2 separate regions of the Homo sapiens genome follow, and region 1 is linked to region 2. A link is an interaction called in ENCODE POLR2A ChIA-PET data of the cell type or tissue named here. Cell type or tissue: GM12878. All regions are shown on one strand. Links, peaks and the distances in the headings refer to the core of each region. The heading gives the core; the rest is flanking DNA. Region 1 holds the start of LOC124906092. Region 2 overlaps METTL8 (methyltransferase 8, tRNA N3-cytidine).

What was found. Peaks named below come from ENCODE experiments on the same cell type or tissue, not always from the same donor. Only the 100,000 strongest peaks of a DNase experiment are listed, where the experiment ranks them.
Region 1: POLR2A ChIA-PET joins it to region 2 with 10 read pairs; 6 of 35 experiments call an interaction of 5 or more read pairs at or near these places.

Annotation. Positions count from the first base shown.
Region 1 is chr2:171,137,712-171,148,913 of GRCh38, reverse strand. All of the region lies in intron 1 of TLK1 (tousled like kinase 1), which reads left to right. LOC124906092 reads left to right here and starts at 5,409. Exons shown (of 1, transcript XM_047446755.1): 1 at 5,409-11,202. It also overlaps the pseudogene LOC124906168. In GM12878, for the core only: no CTCF peak of the experiment used is centred there; no DNase peak of the experiment used is centred there; H3K4me3 peaks cover 345 bases.
Region 2 is chr2:171,317,994-171,329,195 of GRCh38, reverse strand. METTL8 (methyltransferase 8, tRNA N3-cytidine) reads left to right here. Exons shown (of 10, transcript NM_001321154.2): 8 at 3,048-3,154; 9 at 3,290-3,355; 10 at 4,834-11,202. The coding sequence ends at 5,024. Among named protein-coding and RNA genes, the nearest start is that of METTL8, 110 kb to the left of the region's middle. RefSeq lists enhancers at 1,842-2,366, 2,861-2,910, 4,742-4,841, 9,029-9,078, 9,224-10,046 and 1 more and silencers at 4,923-5,217, 10,634-10,836. In GM12878, for the core only: no CTCF peak of the experiment used is centred there; DNase peaks (open chromatin) are centred at 2,790 and 4,851; H3K4me3 peaks cover 2,531 bases; H3K27ac peaks cover 4,000 bases.

The DNA.
Region 1 (11,202 bases), core at 4,197-8,196, 180 kb after region 2:
CATATATATATATATATATATATTTTTTTTTTTTAAGACAGAGTCTCACCCTCTTACCCAGGCTGGAGTGTAGTGGCACGATCTCGGCTCACTGCATCCTCTGCCTCCAGGGTTCAAATGATTCTCACATCTCAGCCTCCTGAGTAGCTGGGACTACTATGCATCACCACGCCCAGCTAATTTTTGTATTTTTGGTAGAGAGGGGGTGTCACCATGTTGGCCAGGCTGGTCTCGAACGCCTGACCTCAGGTGATCTGCCCTTCTGGGCCTCCTAAAGTGCTGGGATTCCAGGTGTGAGCCACTGTGCCCAGCCTTGTATACATTCACTTAAAAAATAAGTAGGAAAACTGTGCAATATGGAAACATGTACAAATGACGGAACATTGCCTAAAAGTTACTTTGCAATGACTCCATAATATTAGCTTGTTTTTTGTCTCGCCTTTCTCTCAAAAGAAAAAATACACCACCAAGAGCAACAATGACAAACAGCATGCCCAAAGTCACGCAGATGAGAAGTGATTGAAAAAAGGATGTCAACCCAAGTCCACACTTCTAATCCCTATACCACACTGCCTATGTTCCCACTAATAGTAATACACACATTATTAGGCACCTAGTGCACATAAAGCACTCTTTCTCCTTGGTACTAATAAGAACACACAAAAAAACACAATATAGGCCCCTTTCAAAATTTGCAATATAGTGCTTTACAGTATGCAGCTGCTGCTGGGTGTGGTGGCTCATGCCTGTAATAGCAGCACTTGGGGAGGCCGAGGTGGGCGGATCATGAGGTCAGGAGATCAAGACCATCCAGGCTAACACGGTGAAACCCCATCTCAAGTAAAAATACAAAAAATTAGCCGGGCGTGGTGGCACACGCCTGAAATCCCAGCTACTCGGGAGGCTGAGGCAGGAGAATCGCTTGAACCTGGGAGGCGGATGTTGCAGTGAGCCGAGATTGCACCATTGCACTCCAGCCTGGGAGACAGAGTGAGACTCTGTCTCAAAAAAAAAAAAGGAATGACTGCATACCAATACAAAGTATAAACACTGCTAATCCAAATCTAGTGCTTGATGCTTAAATGGTATAACTGCGTCTCATACATGTGATCAATTCTAAAGCCACAGAAAATTACAGGCACTAAGATGATGAAAGCAGCAATTTAGGATATCATTTGAAATCTACATCTGTGAGCTACAGTTCTTCAACAGGCTGGAGAAACAGACCATCTAAGTCAAGCATGCTGTGGCTATAAGGAACATTTATTCAGATAGTATTTGGTCCCTATTCTTTGCCACATAAACAGAGAGGAAAACATTTAAATTCTAAAGTATCATTATATCCACACATAATAGTGATAGTTAAAACATAAGCCAGGTGCAGTGGAGCATGCCTGTAGTCCCAGCTACTTGGGAGGCTGAGGCAGGAGGATCATTTGAGCCCAGAAGTTGAAAGGCTGTACTGTGCTATGATCACAACTGTGAATTACTTTTTGTTTTTTACATTTCAAAGATTTGGCTTACTGGGCAAAGGGGGCGAGTATTTTTATGTCGTTTAATCTCTGTTGTCACTGTTGTTTTCTTAGTGGAATAACTGGGATTTTAGTCTATTGTTCTCTGAGATGAATCAGTTGTCAGAGCTATAGAGTTTTATAGAAAACTTATTGGCATAGTTTGTTCATTCAGCAAGTATTTTTGGACCTGAAGCCTAGTAATGAGGAAACAAAGATAAATATGATGAAGTTAGTCCTTGCTTTCTAGGAGCTTGGTCACAGTCTAGTGAGGAAGGATAATTTCTAACATTTAATTTATACTTTTGAAGAACACCTTGTGGGTTAGATAAAACAACCCGAATTGCCAGTTTTCAGCTTCTGAGATAAGCTATATCAAGGTGTTATATTCATTGGTCATTTGGTTGCTAGAAATTAACTTAAGCAAAACAGATTTATTAGTAGTAGAAGGTTATAGAGCTGGGTATCCCTTAGACCCCAGTTAGGCCTTAAGGAGGCCTACTGAGGTAGAAACCGGAAATTCAGGAATCACAGTAGCATTGTTCTCTTGTGGATCATTGAGCAACTGTTTCCAGTGCTGTGAAATAAAGTTTTCTAAAAAGGAGAAGTGGGAAGGAAGGAAATTGTATTTCTGCCACAGAGGTTGTGAACAAAGTACTCCCTACAGAAGGGAGTTACACAGTTTTCCTCCAGTTTAACTGCTGTTAAAATGGTATCTTGTTTCAGTTGATATGTCTTGATTGGTAGTGAGATTGAACTTAATATTTTTATCAAGAGCCCAAAGCCAATTTTTCTTGACGTCTGTATCTTAGACATGAGAATATATGGTAGTGATGTTAATTCTTGTTACATTTGATGAAACTATTTCCACCGTCATATTTTTTCTTTTATATATTTGAATATTTTCCATTGTATAAAGTTTTATGCTTTTATTGAATTCAATACCAGTTGTTCTTTATATTTTATTTATTTTCTTATCAGATGGGTCATATGCTGATGTCATAACAAGGTTTGAGAGAGGCACCTCTTGTGTGTGAGCACCCAGTCATCACACTTAAGAACTACAAAAGAATCACATTCTTACAGAGTCTCACTCTGTTGTCCCGGCTGGAGTATAGTGGCGCAATCATAGCTCACTGCAGCCTGGAACTCCTGGGCTCAAGTGATCTTCCCACCTCTGCCTCCTAAATAGCTAGGACTTCAGGCACACTTCAGTATGACTGGCTCTTTATGATACTTTAATGAGTATAAGTCTTTAAAAGTTACTGCTTTCTGAAGTTCAAGTACTCTAATTTTAGTGTGATTCAACTGATTTTATTTCTAAATTTTATATATTTTATCTTTCATATTGAAGCATAACACATACTGAAAAGGCACACAAAGTAGTGCTCAGTAAGTTATTATAAACTCTGACCTGTGTAACGACCACTGAGACAAGAAATAGAATATTGCCAGCACTTCAAACACTCTCCTTCCCCATCAGTCACTACCTTCTCCATGCTCCCCAAAGTAACCATTATTCTGATTTAGTTATGCCTGTTTTTGAGTTTGATATAAATGGATCCACGCATTATATATTTTGTATCTAGATATTTTTGCCCCACATATTATTTGTAAGATTCATCCACATTATTTTCTGAAACTGTAATTTTAATTGCACTATAATATTACTTTGTGTGAATGTACTACATTTTATACTTTGTTGATTGACATTTGGATTGTTTCCACTTGACAAAATATTAATAATGGTATTATGAACATGTTTATACCTGTCTCTTCATACATTATATTTGTTTTTTGTTTTTTTTTTTTTGAGACAGAGTCTCACCCTGTTGCCCAGTCTGGAGTGCTATGGCACAATCTCGGCTCACTGCAGCCTCCGCTTCCCGGGTTCAAATGATTCTCCTGCCTCAGCCTCCCGAGTAGCCGGGATTACAGGTGCCCGCCACCATGCCCAGCTAATTTTTGTATTTTTAGTAGAGACAGGGTTTCACCATGTTGACCAGGCTGGCCTCGAACTCCTGACCTCGTGATCCACCCGCCTTGGCCTCCCAAAGTGCTGGGATTACAGGTGTGAACCACTGTGCCCGGCCTTTTTTTGTTTGTTTGTAGTCTGTGTCTTGCTCTGTCGCAGTGGTGCGATCTCGGCTCACTGCAACCTCTGCCTCTTGGATTCAAACGATTCTCCTGCCTCAGCCTTTCCAGTAGCTAGGACTACATGCGTGCATCTCCACGCCTGGCTAATTTTTGTGTTTTTGTTAGAGACGGGTTTCACCATGTTGGCCAGGCTGGTCTCGAACTCCTGGCCTCAAGTGATCTGCCCATCTTGGCTTCCTAAAGTGCTGGGATTATAGGTGTGAGCCACCGTGCCTGGCTGTAAGATGGTATCTGTGTGGTTTTAATTTTTCATTTCCCTGATGACTAAGGATGTTTACCACTTTTTCATAAAGTTTATTGGCCTTTTCGTTATCCTTTGTGAAGTGCTTGTTCAAATCTTTTGTTCATTTGTCTGTTGTGTTTGTCTTTTAAAAACCATACTTGAAGGCATTCTTTTTGTATTTTGGATGAGAAGTCTTATTTTTTATTAAAACTTTTTCCCCCTATTCTGTGGCCTGCTTTTGTCTTCTCTTTATGGTATTTAAGAAGCCTTTTCTTATCTCAAGTTCATAAAAATGTTTTCCCATATTTTCTGTTTTTAATATAGGCATTATAGCTGTAAATTTCCCTCTAAGCACTGATTTAGTTCATTCCATAAGTTTTGATATGTTGCCTTTTTGTTTTTATTCATCTCAAGTATTTTCTAATTTTTCTTTTTATTTCATTTGACCCATTATTTATTTAGGAATATGTTAATTTCTGCATATTTGTGAATTTCTCGATTTTTTTTCTGTTACTGAGTTCTAATTTAATTCTATTGTGATCAGAGAACGTACTTTGTATCCTTTTTATCCTTTTCAGTTTGTTGATGCTGGTTTTATGGTCTAGCATAGATCATCTATCCTGGAGAATGTTCCATGTGTGCTTTTTTAGAAAAATGTGTATTGTGTTGTTGGGCAGAACGTTCTCTAGCTGTCTTTTCCATCTAGTTGATTATAGTGTTTGTTTTCTGTTTCCTTATTGATCTTCTGCCTAGTTCTATTCATTATTGAAAGTGGGCCATTTAATTCTTCCAACTATTGTTCTTGGCTTGTCTATTTCTCCCTTTAATTCTGTCAGTTTTGCTTCATGTAATTTGGGGCTCTGTCATAAAGTGCAAGTGATTAGAATTCTTATATCTTCCTAATAAATTGACCCTTAATTGTTTTAAAATGTTTCTCTTGACCTCTCAAAACACCAGTTTTTAAAAGTTTGTCTGATACTAGTATATTCATGCCAGCTCTTTTGCATGGTATGTTTTTTCCCATCCATTTACTCTTATCCTGTCCCGTTTGTATTTTTGAATCTAAAATATGTCTTAAGTAGACAGCGTTTAATTGGATCTTATTCTTTTAAAACCCAATCTGGTAATTTCTGCCTCTTGAGTGTATTATTTAATCCATTCACATTTAGTGTTACTGATAGGGTTAAATTTGTCTGCCACTTTGTTTTGTTTTCTATAGGTCTCATTTCTCTTTTGTCCTCTTTCCCTCCTCTACTGCTGTCTTTTGCATTACATGAGTATTTCCCAGTGTAACATTTTAATTTCTTTAATCATTTTAAAACTATATTTGAATTACTAGTGATTACTGTAGGGTTTACATTTATATATCTTAGCTTATCAGAGTCTACTTCATAGCTACATTAATTCTTGCAATATATAGAAACTTTAGTCCTGTATAGCTCTACTATTCCACCTCCCCCACCTTTTTTTTTTTTTTTTTTTTTTTTTTTTTTTTTTTTTTTTTTTTTTTTTTTTTGGAGATAGAGTCCCACTCTTCTGCCCAGTCTGGAGTGCAGTGGTGTGATCTTGGCTCACTGCAACCTCTGCCTCCTGGGTTCAAACAATTCTCATGCCTCAGCCTCCCGAGTAGGTGGGGATTACAGGCATGTGCCACCACACCCAGCTAACTTTTTGTATTTTAGTAGAGATGGGGTTTCACTGTGTTGACTGGGCTGGTCTTGAATTCCTGACCTCAAGTGATCCTCCCACCTTGGCCTCCCAAATGTATCTTTTGATGAAACTGAGATAAGGAAAATACATTTTATAGTTTTTGTACTAACCTTACTTGTCTATTCATTTACCATTTGATATCATTTCCTTACTTTCAGTAAAGTTTGTCACTACTGACCCCTTTGTCCATTCGTGCATTCATTCATTCATTCCTTCATTCAGTCATTCATTTATTGAGAGACGGAGTCTCGATTTGTCGCGCAGGCTGGAGTAGTGGCATGATCTTGGCTCAATGCAACTTCTGTCTCTGAGTTCAAGTGATTCTGGGTTCAAGCGAATCCCTCCGGAGTAGCTGGGATTACAGGTGTGAGCCACCATGCTCAGCCCTGATTTCTGATTTGACTCCATTCTAGTAAGATTTAAATCCCTAAGACTTAAGTTCTTGGAAATTTGAGACTTGCTTTATGGTTCAACATATGGTCTTTTTGGGTAAACATTCCTTGTGTACAACAACAAAATATTTATAGACTACAGTTGTTAGATGTGGTGTAATATGTTCTATCAAGTTTGTTTCTGTTTCAGATTTTTACTGCTTTTGCATTTGTTTGCTCCTATTCAGACAAAGGTTTGTTAAAATATCCCCAAATGATTATAACATTTGTCTCTCTGTTTAATTTGTCAGTTTTTGTTTTATATATTTTGATTATGTTAAAGTGCTGACAAGTCAAGGTTTTTTTAAATCTACCTGGTGAATCAAACTTTTTATTATTGTGACGTGTCCCTCTTTATCTCAGTATTGCATTTTACCTTGTAGTGTTTTTAATCTAGTGTTAAGGCAGATACACTAACTTTCATTTGGTGTTTGCATGCTACAGCTTTTTCCATTCTTTCAGCTTTCGCGTTTTAGCCATATCTTTTAAGTTGCATATACTAGTTTAAATAAACTAGTTTGACCATGTTTGTTCTTTAATTGGAACATGTAGTACATTTACATTTAATATACTTGCTGATATGTTTAAATTGATATTCCTAATAAATGATTTCTGTTTATCCTGTTTGAACTTTCTCTTATTCTCCTTTTCTGCTGCTTTTGGGATTATTATTATTTTTTGTTCCAAATACCCCCCACCCCCCAACTTGGCTTAATAGTTAGACCATCTTTTTTTAAATTTGTTTTTAATATTTATCCTAGAGATTACAATATGCCTCCTTTCTGTGTTAAAGTGTGATATAAGTTAGCACTTTTTTCTCTTTCTGGTCAGTGCAGCAACATTAGAAAACATTAACTGTACATTTCCCTCTCCAGAATTACATACTATTGCCAGATAGTTTAGTTCTCTGATATTTTAACTCCCCACAAGATATTACCATTAGTGTTTTATTCAGTAATTATACATTTAAATTTGTTTATATACTCAGTTTTTTTCTTCAATCTTTAGTGCATTTCCAGGCTTCTAGCTGGGTTGATTTTCTCTCTGAAAATACTCTTTTTTTTCTCTATTTGGGCCTATCTGTTGAGGAATTCTTTTTTGCTTATCTGATAATGCTTTTTTTTCATTTTTATTCTTGAAGGGATTTTTTTGGGGGGAGGGAGCTGGATACAGAAATCTTGGTTGGCAGTTTTTTTCATTTGTCATGTTGCAGCTATGCACAGTGCCCTTGAGACCTGGTTTCCAGAGTTTCTGTTGAGAAGTCAACTATCAGTCTTACTGTTGCTCCTTTGACTGTAATCTAGCTTGTAGATCTCTGGTCACTTTTTGTTTTTGTTGGAGTGGGGGTGTTTATATTTGGTTTTCAGCAGTTTTACTGTGATATGTCTAGGTGTGATCTTTTATTTGTTCAGCTTGGTGTTTATAGGACTTCTTATAACTGTGACGTAGGACTGCACTGCCCAGTGCCAGCCACTAGCTGCATGTAACTGTTGATACCAATTAACATTTAAAAAGTTAAAAATTCAATTCCTCACATTTTAAGTTCTCAGTAGACAAATGTTTCTATTAGTTACTCTATTGGCAGATGGAGAACATTTCCATCATTCTATCAATAGAATAGAAAGTTCTGTTGCACAGGACTGATGAGCTCGTTCGTCAGTTTTGGAAAATTCTCAGACTATATCACTTCGGATAGTGCTTCTGTCTTGTCATCTTCTTTCCTCCTGGTACTCCAGTTATACATGTATTAAACATTCTTAAATTTGCCCTATGTTTCTTACATCCTTTTTTGTATGTTTTATCTTTTTATTCCTGTGTGCATTTTTAAAGATATATTTTTCTGACCAATCTTCCATTTCATTAATTCTCTTAGGCTGTGTCTAATATGCCATCAGACTCATACACTGAGTTCTTTAATTTAGTTTATTTTACTTTTTGGTTCTAGAATTTCAATTTTATTCTCTTTAGTTTCAGGTTTTCTGCTAAAGTTCTCAGTGTTAACTACTCAGCATACTTATTCGAGAGTCTGTGTCTGATAACTTAATTATCTAGATACCTTTGGGTCTTGTTCCATGTTTCATTTGCATTTTATTTGCGTTATTTTCTTGGATTTCTGGTTAATTTTTATTGTGTATGAGACATTTGATGTGAAAAACTGTAGAAATAATTTGAGGCCTAGAATAATGGTAGTCTTCCATGACATAAAATTTACATTTAATTTTGACAGAAACATAGGGGCCCTATAAATCTGCTTTTCTTAATTCACTTTTAAGGATTGAGATTATTTGAATCTGGGCTTTAATTGTAATTCTTTTGCTCTGAGGTTGAGATCCCAACCCAGAGTTTGGGGGAGGCTCAGGGTCTCATTTTTGTCTGGCTAACCCAGTGAGGCTTTCAGATGTTTTGCTTAGCTTTCCAGCCTCACAGTCACTACTTAAATCAGCAGATGCCTGTAGGGGAGAAGAAACCTGGTATACCAGACTCACTTCTGGGAACTTAGTGAATTCTGGCCCCATTTCTTTACTGCCTGATCTCTAGAAGTAGAGTTTTCGTTTTTTAAACTTAGTTCAACTTTTCAAGTTTCTTCAGCCAGAAGATTGGTTTGATGACCTGATCACCATTACTGGAAGGAGAAAGTCCTTGTTTGCTTTTATTTTTAATTCTTTAATTGGCTTTGAAATTTTGGGTGAATCTGAATCTTTTTCTCCTCTTAACCACGCTCTTCTTCTCTCACTCTCTTTATCTTCCTTTTGTTTAAATTATCAATTGGTTATATCGGGTCCACAACACCAGGGCTGCATACCTGTACTGGTCGCTATCCTGTGAGGAATGAGCCACACAGCGGGAGGTGAGCAGCAGGCCAGTGAGCATTCCCGCCTGAGCTCCACCTCCTGTGAGATCATCCGTGGCATTAGATTCTCAGAGGAGCGTGGACCCTGTTGTGAACTGCACATGCGAGGGATCTAGGTCGCTTGCTCCTTATGAGAATCTAACTAATGCCTGATGATTTGAGGTGTAACAGTTTCATCTGAAACCATCTCCACTCCACCCCACCCCACCCCACCCCACCCCTGGTCCATGGAAAAATTGTCTTCCATGAAACTGGCCACTGGTGCCAAAAAGGTTGGGGACCACTGGGTTATATACAGAGTTTGAATAGGACCAACTTGTGGAGCAGTTAGCCATCTGGAATTGTAGGTTTAATTGGAAGCAGAACTATTTTTGCCTTTGATGCCTTGAAGATAACCGGTTTTTGTTGTTGTTGTTGTTGTTTGTTTGTTTGTTTTTGAGACAGAGTCTCACTCTGTTGCCCAGGCTGGAGTGCAGTGGTGGGATCTCGGTTCACTGCAACCTCTGCCTCCCAGATTCAAGCGATTCTCCTGCCTCAGCCTCCCGAGTTAGCTGGGACTCGTGTGCCACCATGCCCAGCTAATTTTTGAATCTTTAGTAAAGACAGGGTTTCGCCTTGTCGTCCAGGCTGGTCTCAAACCCCTGACCTCTGGAGATCTGCCCGCCCCTGCCTCCCAAAGTGCTGGGATTACAGGCGTGAGCCACCATGCCCAGCCAGATTACTGTTATTTTAAGTTTTTTTGGCAACCGGCTAGTACCAATGTAAGTTAAGTTTGGATTCAAATAAAATCGTCAGAGCATTACAATATATTTTTAAAAGACAGCTCTTCGTGAAATAACATTATATATAATATGTGTGTGTATATATATATCCTATTCCTTTAATGCTGGGTATTTTCTCAGCTCTGTACTCAATTCTTTGTCCTGTAAGTAAAAATGTGATACACGTCTTAGTCACTTTGCTTCTTTTAAATTATAACCCTTTGAGCAGTAGTTTAATATAAAAAAGTTTTAGCTTTCGAAACAGACTTTTAGAGTTGCTCATACTGTATAACACCCTTTATGCCTTTGGAAAATTTCATCTTATGTATTGTAGTTACTGTTTCAATTTATTGATTATTTAGTAAAAAAATATGAATGTCTTTGTGGATGTTACTGTATTGTACGAGTTGTAACTTTAGAGTGCCACTAGCAACATACATATGAACCAGTTTAATGGAAACATTACTGCTCTTAGTATTTTTAGGAAGTGTTTGGCTTGTTAAGTAGGGGTGGTATTACATGTTATTTTACTTACTACATATATTTGATTACCAAGAGATTAAGCAGTTTTCCACGTGTTTATTACTGTTTCTATTTGTGACTTGTTTTAAAAATTAAAACAGTCTTAAATCTCATCTTGGACTTGTTACTCCTGCTCATTACTGCCAAGGCTTACTATAGTATTTACAAACTACAAGGAGTGTGATAGTTTTTATGTTAAGATTACTTAAATTTCTTTGGACTAATTTTCTTCTCTAGCTTGAGAAAAAAATGATTGGGATTTTTAAGAGGGATTACGTTATTTCGTACTGTCCTCCAAATGCTGCCATCTGAAATTTGAAGGTTTGCAGTATTTTTTAGATAAGTATACCTTGGTATGGGAGCCTCTGTGCTAGGACCAATTTATAGTAGTTCTCTACTCTCTATTTGCTATTATAAAGCCAAAATAAATATATTAAATATGTCGTTGTAAGTATATTAGTATTTAGCAAATTCTCTTCTTCCTTAAATTTTATGTTAATAAGTTAACTGGCTAAAACAAATGTGTACATGGCCAGTTAGAACACTGTCTAAAACTTCTTGATATAAGCAAACATTTTAGTTATCTTTGAAAGCTCACACGATAAATTACAACCCCTATCTCTACCCCCTTGAGCTTGCTTTTAAGAAAGTGATAAAAGTGATGCAAACTTTTTATCATTAGTTCTCAATAATTTTATTGTATAATTTAACTTTTATAGGATGCCTTTTCTAAATTTGTATGAAGTAAAAATAACTTTCAGTCCAGTTATTTGAGAAGACAAAGCTGTATAACTGAATAGTTGTATAAATCCTGTTTATTAAGAGTGCTCAAAGAGCTTAATAACTAATGAAAGTTTTTTTTTTATTTTTTACTTTTTTATTTTATTTTATTTTTTTTTGAGACAGAGTCTCACTCTGTCACCCAGGCTGTAGTGCAGTGGCGCGATCTCAGCTCACTGCAACCTTCACCTCCTGGGTTCAAGCATTTCTCCTGCCTCAGCCTCCCGAGTAGCTGGGACTACAGGCACACGCTGCC
Region 2 (11,202 bases), core at 2,454-6,453:
AACATGGTGAAACCTCGTTTCTACTGTGAAACCTCTGCCTCCTGTAGCCAGGCATGGTGGTGGGCGCCTATAATCCCAGCTCCTTGGGAGGCTGAGGCAGGAGAGTCGTTTGAACTCAGGAGGCAGAGGTTGCAGTGTGCCGAGATTGCACCACTGCACTCCAGCCTGGGCGACAAAGCAAGACCTTGTCTCAAAAAAAAAATAAAAGGCTGGGCGCTGTGGCTCACGCCTATAATCCCAGCACTTTGGGATGCCAAGGCGGGTGGATCACCTGAGGTCAGGAGTTCAAGACCAGCCTGGCCAACATGGTGAAACCCCATCTCTACCAAAAATACAAAATCACCTGGCTGTGGTGGCACACACCTGTAGTCCCAGCTACTTGGGAGGCTGAGACAGGAGAATTGCTTAAAACTGGAAGGCAGAGGCTGCAGTGTGTGGAGATCATGCCACTGCACTCCAGCCTGGGCAAGACAGAGACTCCGTCTCAAAAAAATAAATAAATGATAAAAATACAAAAATTAGCTGGGCGTGGTACTGCATGCCTGTAATCCCAGCTACTCTGGAGGCTGAGGCAGGAGAATCACTGGAACCCAGGAGACGGAGGTTGCAGTGACCCAAGATCACGCCACTGTACTCTAGCCTGGGTGACAGTGAGTAAGACCCTGTCTCAAAAAAAGAAAAAACTAAAACCAAGGCAATGTCTATAGTGTCACTTAGGACTATAGTAGTAGATTCAACCCCAGAAAAGTTCTAGAAAAGTAGCATCTTGGTAGCTTGGAAAATTCAGGCATAAGCAAATGGCAAGCAATTTGGCTAGACCTTGAGTCTGGAGGACCCAGCTTAAATGGGAATAAATTGTAGGTGGCTACAAAAGAAGAGCGAATTGTCCTTCTTGTCACTGAAATGAAAATACAAAATATTACAGAGCCAAGCATAAAGCAGGCAGTCAATACATTTTTTATCTCTTCCTTCTCCTCTCCCTCTATCCAGAGATAAGTGAAGACAGCAGAGTTGGCCCAAGTAGGATGAAGAAAGAAAAGGGGCTTCATACCATTCCTGTCTTGTCCATCTCACCCCCAGCCCACTCCCACCTGCAGTTCTCAGGAATTGGCTCGGGAACTGCACTATGAACCAAGATGAGATGAGCAAGAAAAGTAGCTCCCGTTCCTTGCCTTTATCCTCAACCCCAGACATTAAAGGATAGCTGAGAGGAAAGAATTTGCAGGAGGAGGTGGCTACATTTTAAAGTGTTCGATTGTTTATTTTTCTGCATTTTAGTTTCATACTTGTTTTACTAATAATTACAGAAAGATTTTGCTATGTACGTAAAATATTTATATTGAAAGTGAATATTTTAAGGTTTAGATATGATTTTCTTTCATTCGCAAAGCCTATGATATAAGCACAGTATGAAAATAACCTGTAATAAAATAAACAAAAAATACGTTTCTTTTTTCTTTTATGTCCTTATGTGCTAGTTTTTTTAAAAGGACTTTTCACCTAATCATGCCACCTCCTTTTGTCCTACTTCTTTCTTGTTTTATAGTTGCTTTCATTTTCTCAGTATCTGCTTCCTTCATAACATGACATAATCTGAGTTTTACCTTACTATTCCACTGAACAGTGTTTTAATTGAAAGGAATTTACAGATTATCTGATTCAAACTTTTCATTTTTTTCAAATAAGAAAACCTCAGCAGCTTTAAGTAGCTTAGATAAGGCAGAGACAAGGACTTAGCACACAAGCTGCCATTTACCATTCTCTGCCCATGGCAGACATTGATAATCGATTTTGTACTCGGTAACTCGCAATGAGCTTTATGAGTCCTTCTCAGAGCTCTGTAGGCAGCCGATGCTGTCACTCAGAATTAATATGAGATCTGAAATCTATGCCATCCCTGGCCCATAATCACACATAAAGCCATGAACACTTAGCCAAAAACACTAAATCAAGAGCAGCTATAAGGGATTGTATTTGACTGGAAGCCAAATAAGTAGAATAAACAGTAAAGGAGAAAAGCAAAGGCTCCCTGCTGTTGAACTAGGGCTTGGAATGTGAATAAAATTTAAATAGGCAGACAGTAAGGAGGAGAGAATTCTTTGAGGAAAAACCATGTGAGCAAAGGCAGAGGCTGCTCAGGGCCAAGCATGACAGTTTGGCTAGGGGAGCTGCTTCAGATTGGAAAGCTGTTGGTAAGATTAATTGGGGTCAGTAGTAGGAGATCTTAAGAGCTCAACTAAGAAATTGAAATTTTATCCTATGGATTAAAATCATGAAAGTTTTTGAGCAAGGAGATGATTTGACAAAATTATCATTTTAAGCAGAATTATTCATCGATAACATGCAGGAAGGATTGACAGGGAGAATAATACAGCGTGTTAGGAAGCAGATTTGTTTCCAGGCCTAAGGAGATAGGGGTTGGTACTAAGGGAGTACAAATGGGAAACAAAAAAGACAGGAAATATCAAAGATGTCATTAAAAATAAAAATTAAAGAGGACATAGAATTTTATGGCCACATGGAGAGGACAGTGGAAGAAAAATAATTTCTCTTTCATGAGGTAAATGGTGGTACCTCCGAACTAAATAAAGAAAAGGAGAATGAGCTCGTTTTGGAGGAAAGATATTCCCTCTTTAGATATGTACAACTTGGGATGGCTTTGGCATATTTTTTATCTTGCAAGGAAAATGAAGCACACTCCATTGTTGTCTATCTCAGAACTACCTTAATTTTCTGTAAGTACCAGGAAACATCTGTGGTTTTGAAGTTTAGCTTTGACATCATACGTCAAGCTCTGTGAAGTTACCACTCTGATCATTTGGGTGATTTCTTGATACTCTAGGACTTTTGAATCTAGTCATTTAGCAAGTTGGTTTTGGTTTTTTCTTCTTTACAAAATATTTTTATTTTTGTTACCCTTATGTTTATGGTTTAGATTTCTTTGGCCTTATCAAGCTTTTCTTATTTTGTCTTCAACAAAGTTAAATCCAGCATATAAAACAAGATTTCTACAAACTGGGTATCTTTTTAATACTTTGTTTCCAAAGGATGCAAGGTGTTGTAAACCGACTGTCCAAGTTACTGAAACCTGGGGGAATGCTGTTATTTCGAGACTATGGAAGATATGATAAGACTCAGCTTCGTTTTAAAAAGGGTAATAGTATATTCAGTTTGAGGTTATTTTTAAATGTTCTAAAGAATGCCTTGTTTATATTTCACATCAAAGTATTTAGTTGTTTTTTTTTAAAGGAATACCCTTAAGAGTTTCTCTTTTCACAATTTTTTTCAGGACATTGTTTATCTGAAAATTTTTATGTTCGAGGAGATGGTACCAGAGCATATTTCTTTACAAAAGGTATGCTAATCTACAAAAGGAAATAATTGGTCATAATCGTTCTTGTTAGTTATTATCTCATTGATTATAGCTCAGAAGCTATGAAACTGAGGCTTCAGTCATTGATTAAGCATTAGATGTCTTCATACTTTGATGCTTATTACTGGTCTACATAAAAGGTTGAAAATGGCCGTTTACTGTTTAATCTTTTTCCAGTTAAACTGCTTTAAAGTCTCTTGTTTTACCCTCATACCCAGATGAAGGTGAAGGCTGTTCCATTTTGGAGATATTGTTAGCCTAGATATGAAAAAAATTGATGATAGCCACAGCCAAAGGAGGACATTTGATAAGTTTATAGAAAATTACTTATCTTGGCCTGTCACAGGGGTGCTCACCTGTAATCCCATCACTTTGGGAGATGAAGGTGAGAAGATTGCTTGAAGCCAGGAATTTGAGACCAGCCTAGAAAACAAAATGAGACTCTGTCTCTACAAAACAATTTTTTTTTAATTAGCTGGTCTGGTGGTGCATACCTGTAGTCCTAGCTACTTGGGAGGCTAAGGTGGAAGGATCACTTGAGCTGGGGCAGATGAGGCTACAGTGAGCTATGATTGGACCACTGTGCTCCAGCCTGGGCAGCAGAGTGAATCTTATGTCTAAAAAAACAATACATTTTCAAAATAGAAAGAAGGAAAATTACTTATCTCTAGCTGATTTCTCTTTTTTTTTTTTTTTTTTTTGAGACAGAGTCTCACTCTGTTGCCTAGGCTGGAGTGCAGTGGCACAATCTCAGCTCACTGCCATCTCCACCTCGCCGGTTCAAACGATTCTCCCACCTCAGCCTCCCAAGTAGCTGGGATTACAGCCTCCCAAGTAGCTGAGATTACCTACCTCCACGCCTAGGTAATTTTTGTATTTTTATTAGAGAAGGGGTTTCACCATTTGACCAGGCTGGTCTCAAACTCCTGACCTCAAGTGATTCACCCTGGCCAGGCTGGTCTTGAACTCCTGACCTCAGGTGATTTGCCTGCTTCAGCCTCCAAAAGTGCTGGGATTACAGGCGTGAGCCACCATGCCCAACCAATTTCACATTTTTAAAAATGCATTTCTAACAGTACCAAGTGAATGCTGCATTCAAGGATTTCCCCAAATTTATGTGAGTACTTTTATAATCTGCCGTTTTGGGTTTCTGTAAACCAACAAAAACTCAGAAAGGGAGCACCTTTCAAAATATTGAAAGCTGCAACCAATAGTTTTATATATCTGTTGATGTCTGCCGTGTTAGTCTGTAAACAGGTGTATTTTTATATGCATGGTGTATTTTTGTGAAATAGAAGAAACTCGCTTGGTTTCACAGGTTTCCTTCACCAAATTGTTCTAGAGAGTGTTTCTTGTATAAATGAAATTTAGATGGTCAGTTATTCCATCAGTGTTCTACTCCTGACCTCCCCCATCTCTAGTCACATGTCATATCTTTTATTGCCATTTTTGTCTCACAGGGGAAGTCCACAGTATGTTCTGCAAAGCCAGTTTAGATGAAAAGCAAAATCTGGTTGATCGCCGCTTACAAGTTAATAGGAAAAAACAAGTGAAAATGCACCGAGTGTGGATTCAAGGCAAATTCCAGAAACCATTGCACCAGACTCAGAATAGCTCCAATATGGTATCTACACTCCTTTCACAAGACTGAACTTTGTAACATGTTAAGGTACAAAGCCAGAGGACTGTGCTATTCAAGGACTACTGTAAGTCTATTGTTTCTCAAAAGACAATGAGAAAAAAAGAAGAGAATTTGTATTTCCTGCCGTTTTGTCATAGGTGAGCTCCTTTGTGCATTTTAAGCACATGTAAGTGGTTCAGCACAGTATGCCTTTTTCTGTGCTTTGAAAACTTGATATGCTCAAGCTTGTTTGAATTTATTACATCTAACCATTTTGCTTGTTCCTTGATTTTTATAAGCATTCAATTAAGTTAGTATTATGTCAAGTAATTTTGAGAAAATGTAACTTGACATTTTTTGCAAGTAAAAAAAATTGTTTATTTGTTTAGGCTTAGTAAACCAGTTCCCAAACACAGTCAGACTCTTCCCATTGTCATCTGATTGCAGAGAGAAAGCACACCTTATTTCCAGGGAAAGCTACAACAAGCCCAAGGTCAAAGTGTATTATTTTTTGTCTTGTTGTTGTCTATTTTCTCCCAATTTTTTTTTGAAATTCAGAGGCTCATATCTGAAATAGAATTTTAGTTCCTCTTTCCTTTCCTAAAATTGGGGAAGTACAGCCCATGCTGACATTATTTTCAGGCTATTCTTAGATATACAAGTTGTTAGGCCAGGTGCAATGGCTCGCACCTGTAATCCCAGCACTTTGGGGGGCTGAGGCAGGCAGATCGGTTGAGCTCAGGAGTTCAAGACCAGCCTGGACAACATGGCAAAACCCTGTCTCTCCCAAGAATACAAAAATTAGCCAGGCATGGTGGCACACACCTGTGGTCCCAGCTACTCAGGAGACTGAGGTGGGAGGATCGCTTGAGCCTCGGAGGCGGAGGTTGCAGTGAGCTGAGATTGTACCACTGCGCTCCAAACTGGGTGACATGGTGAGACCTTGTCTCCAAAAAAAAAAAAAAAAAAAAAAAAGGTATGTAAGCTGACAAGCTCTTGTATCAAGGGCTTTTGAACCAGAGCAACTTCATCTTGAATAGGGACTGTGTAAAATGAAGCTGAGACCTACTAGGCTGCAATCCCAGGAGGTTAAGACATTCTTAGTCACAGGATGAGATAGGAAGTCAGTACAAGATACAGGTCATACAGACCTTGCTGATAAAACAGGTTGCAGTGAAGAAGCCGGCCAAATGCCACCAAAACCAAGATGGCAATGAGAGTGTCCTCTGGCTGTCCTCACTGCTACACTCCCACCAGTGCCATGATAGTTTACAAATGCCATGGCAACATCAGGAAGTTACCCATATGGTCTACAAAGGGGAGGCCTGAATAATCCACCCCTTGTGTAGCATATAATCAAGAAATAACCTTAAAAATGGGCAACCAGTAGCCCTTGGGGCTGCTCTGCCTATGGAGTAGCCATTCTTTATGTTTTACTTTTTTTTTTTTTTTTTTTTTGAGATGGAGTCTTGCTCTGGCACCCAGGCTGGAGTGCAGTGGCGTGATCTCAGCTCACTGCCAGCTCCACCTCCCGGGTTCACGCCATTCTCTTGCTTCAGCCTCCTGAGTAGCTGGGACTACAAGCACCCACCACCATGCCCAGCTAATTTTTTTTTTTTTTGTATTTTTAGTAGAGACGGGGTTTCACCATGTTAGCCAGGATGGTCTCAATCTCCTGACCTTGTGATCCGCCCGCCTCGGCCTCCCAAAGTGCTGGGATTACAGGTGTGAGCCACCGCGCCCAGCCTATTCTTTACTTAAACTTGTTTTCACTTTGCTGTATGGACTCAATTCTTTCTTGCACAAGATCCAAGAATCCTCTCTTGGCGTCTGGATCCAGACCCTTTCTGGTATCAGTGGTAAGCTCTGTTTAAGACAACTGTCATACCCAAGAGAATTCTTAAATTGTGGCAGTTAAAAATGTATTTATCCCCTCGAGGGCCGGGCGCAGTCGCTCAAGCCCGTAATCCCAGCACTTTGGGAGGCCGAGGAGGCGGATCATGAGGTCAGGAGTTCAAGACCAGCCTGACCAACACTGTGAAACCCTGTCTCTACTAAAAATACAAAAAAAATTAGCCAGGCGTGGTGGTGGGCACCTGTAATCCCAGCTACTCGGGAGGCTGAGGCAGGAGAATCACTTGAACCCGGGAGGCAGAGGTTGCAGTGAGCCGAGATGACACCACTGCCCTCCAGCCTGGGTGACAGTTGTTAGACTGCGTATCAAAAAAAAAAAAAAAAATTTATTTACTCCCTTGCTTCAAAAAGGACATAAGTTGGCTTGCAAATCACATTTTGTAGAAATGAAGTTTTTAAGATTAGTCTCATACTCATTACATAATATTTATTGACTACTTACATATTGAGTGCTAAATTCAGTGGAATAATATGAACAATAAAGACCCAGCCTTGTTTATGCTCTTCAGGGAGCATAAATAGAGTACAGCTGGCAAAACAAAATGTGCATATCCCAAACCTGTAAATCATGATCTAAGACAATATACAAACACTCAAATAGGGAACTTACCAGCTAGCAGACTTTGATTATGAACCACAGAACCTAGAATAAATAAATACTCTCTTGAAAGAACCATCATTGGAATAATTAAGTTCCAACTGTTTTTTCTTTCTGAATTCACTTAAAATCCAATTTCTAGAAGAATATCATTGGTCCAGCTTTAGTCATTGGTTCATCTCTTAACAGGCTGGGGCAGGGCAGCTTAATTGATGATGCCACCAGAATGGGCAACATGGGAAAAACCCTATCTCTACCAAAAATACAAAAATTAGCCAGTGATGGTGGCACGCACCTGTTGTCCCAGCTACTCAGGAGGCTGAGCTGGGAGGATCTTTTGAGCCTGGGAGGCAGAGGTTGCAGTGAGCTGAGATCGCACCACTGCACTCCAACCTGGAGTGGAAGGAAATTTCACTTCCTGGAATGGAAGAAAGTTCTTCAAAGGAAAATCAAGACACTGCTGTCAAAAAACACCAGGGGAGGGATGCTGTCCAGTCACAGCCAACACATCATATAGCAGTGGTAGCAGTAGTAATAGTATTTCCAGAGAGAGAGAGAGAGATTAGCTCTGAAAAAGAATGGAGAAGAATCAGGTTTCTTGGGGGAGGTAGGTCTCAGGCTAGTTCTTGAATGTACATTCTCAGCAGATGGTGAGAAGACAAGTGTGGTGTGGGACATTAATGATGAGGGATAGGTAGAAAAGATGGGAAGGGGGTCAGCTTGTAGATAACCTAGACTAGCAGGTGTATGACTTCTAGTCTCTGAACTGGAGCCATCTGAGATCAGTTTGAGATATGGTGTCTTATAAATGTATTGAGAGAGGTTGAGGAGTTGTCTATAGAATGGAATGGAGTGAGGTCAGAGATCAGTGGCAAGGAAGACCACATAAAGGTTTTTGCACAAACTTGCCTTGATGGCAAGTCCTCAAAAGTACAATTATCAAGCTTTCTGTTTAAACATGCATAAGTCAGTAAATATAAACATTAAAATTTGCCCAAGACTCTTAACTCAGTTGTATTTCATAATTAAAGTGTACATTAAAAAGCCAAACTAGTCATGAAAGTATTACATACAGCAAGGGCAGTTTAGATAAGTTAATGTTGCTATGGGAACCCCAGCAGATCTCCTTGTGTCTCCGTTTAAAAATCATGGCCCAAGGTGGTTTCAAAAACAACAGAAGGTAAAATTATTCTCACATTCTCACACATGTAAATTGTACTGTCTCTCTCAGTTCTAAATAGCGGATTCAAGCCAGCCTCTTGACTGGCACAGTAAAATTCGGCTTCGTGTCTTTCTATAATGTATTACAGCATGTGAGTTAACCTTTAGAAGCTTCAAAAATACATCAACCAAATTTGGACTGTGAGACACAAACTGGTCTCTTTTGGGCTCTGTCCAGCATAGCCTTCCTATTCCACATGGCTGCGCAGCAGGGCCATTTCCACCAGTGTCTTCTGCTTGCCTGGTCAGTCTTTCTGTCTCTTAACCTACCTACAACAACTTCCTTCTCGGGGTTTGCTGCTAGATAGAAATGTAGATTTTGGCACAGAAAGAAAAGGGAAAGACCTATTTGGAATTTTGTCTATAGATGTTAAGAAATCATGAAGCGTTGCAAATGTAACTGCTTGGGTATTAGTTTAAAATATTTGATAACTGCATGAAATTCTAATTTACCCCTCACATCCATAAAGCTAGGACCAGTTGGTTAGGCAGAGTTTGATATTTAAAAATTCATCTTCTGAGAGAGCTGAATTTCAAAAGGACCATTTTCTTTCCAGGAGTAAAAGGTATATTCTTTCATCTTCTTACAGTACAGAAACAATGGAATATATTGTTTAAATGCACCCTTCATTTTTTTCTCCATTTCTAAAAATTCACTTTTGAGCATCGTCCAAATGTAAAAATTCTCACACATGAGGAACTGTTTCCGAAGGTTGTGAGAAAGTCAAGATAACAGTTTCTATTATTAAAAGTTTTGCATTCGGTATGACACATTTGCCTGTATTGAAACACCCATTTAACATTGACTTCTGAGAACTTATTTGCTTTGCCTCTCTCGATTCCATATGCTTTGTCTACAAATTGTGAACACGTCCCGGTTTCTACCCGTGTGTGATTCTAAGTCGTTGCTGTACTCTAGCTTGTACGTGAAAATTCACCCATATGCAGATAGCTGCCCTCTTGGAGGCAAAACTTAAAGCTATCAGAACCATCTGGATTGTTAAACCCCAAAACTTCCAACTCATCAAAGTCCTGAAGCCTGAATAGATCACACATTGTTACTTCTAATTGGTTTTGATGTTTGTTATGCTCCTCACAAGTGCAGATAACTTCACATTTGCATCACTAATCGACCTCTTTCAAAGCCTCTGCTCCTCCTGCTTCCTGCCTCTGTTAGTCATCAGGAGACTTAGTGTTGGCGTGGGTATTTTCCCCGCTTGTGAAAGTGCATTGTCAATTCTAGAGCATTAAATATATGTGAGGTATTGTTATTAATCTACAAGGCAGTACACACAGTATTCCAGCAACAGTGACTTTTTCAAAGGTTTTATGAGACATTGTAAGAAAGACAGTATCTTTCCATGGAAAAAAGTGTTGCCTCAGAGTCAAACAGGAAGCATGGGTCCTAGTTCCTATTGAACTGCTTAGCTACTCTTAATTTAGCTCTGAATGCTAGATTTTGTGTATACTATACACATTATTTAATCCTCAAACTCCTAGGAATTCATTTTGATGATAACCATTTACAGAAGAGATGTTGGGTAACTTGCTCAGGATACCACATCTAGTAAGTAGCAGAGTCACAACTCGGACCCAGAACTCTCTGATTCCAAAACCTCTACTTGCTGCTCTTGTAATGGATGGGCCCAAATGCTGCTGGGAAAGGCACCAGGGAAGAAAGAGCTTTCTGAGTCAAGCAGAAAACGATAGCAGTGGAGAGGAGTTTGTTTCAGACGACCTTCAAGGTTATGGCTCATTCTAGATCCAATCATTCTAGCAAATAAGTAGGTTACACTTGTCCACAATTACAAATTGGAAAAGAAGAGAAGGAAAGGAACTGAGAGGAATGACAAAGCAAAAAGCTTTCAATCAGTTCTTTTCAGCATTCTGCTTCTGCCTAGTTCTGCACTCGCCCCACCCCCTCAGGCTTCAGCCTTCCACTTGGCATCCCTCCTCGCAGAGCACTCTCACTTGCATACTCCTCGCTTAAAGAAAAAAAGCATTCTGTACTGCAGTGGGGAAAAAAAACCCTTAAAATGTCTTCAAAAGGATTCAGCTCTAGGGTAATGTAAAATATGTGAAATCAGGAGGTGTCCATAATAAAATATGAGTGAAAACATCGTTATTTAAAACATTGTATGTACATTAATGCCACATTAATACCAATTCAGGCATGAAATGTTGAGCATTTCTTGGAATACGGTTTCTTGGAATATGGTTGGGGATTTGAGAGGCGCAAAGGTACCCGCAAGATGGCTTTGGTGTAGTTATAAATATAAATAGAAGTAAAATAACAGTTGCATCTTCATTTATAATGAATCTATATTGTGGCCTCAAAGCTACAGAGAAAAGTGGATGCCAAAATCTGTCTTTCATTAACATATGTCTTAAATGACAAGGAAGAGGTGTTGAAGATAAAATTACTTTTTCCTATGAGTATGAATCAGCAACATGCAGTAACAAGCAAGTAATAAT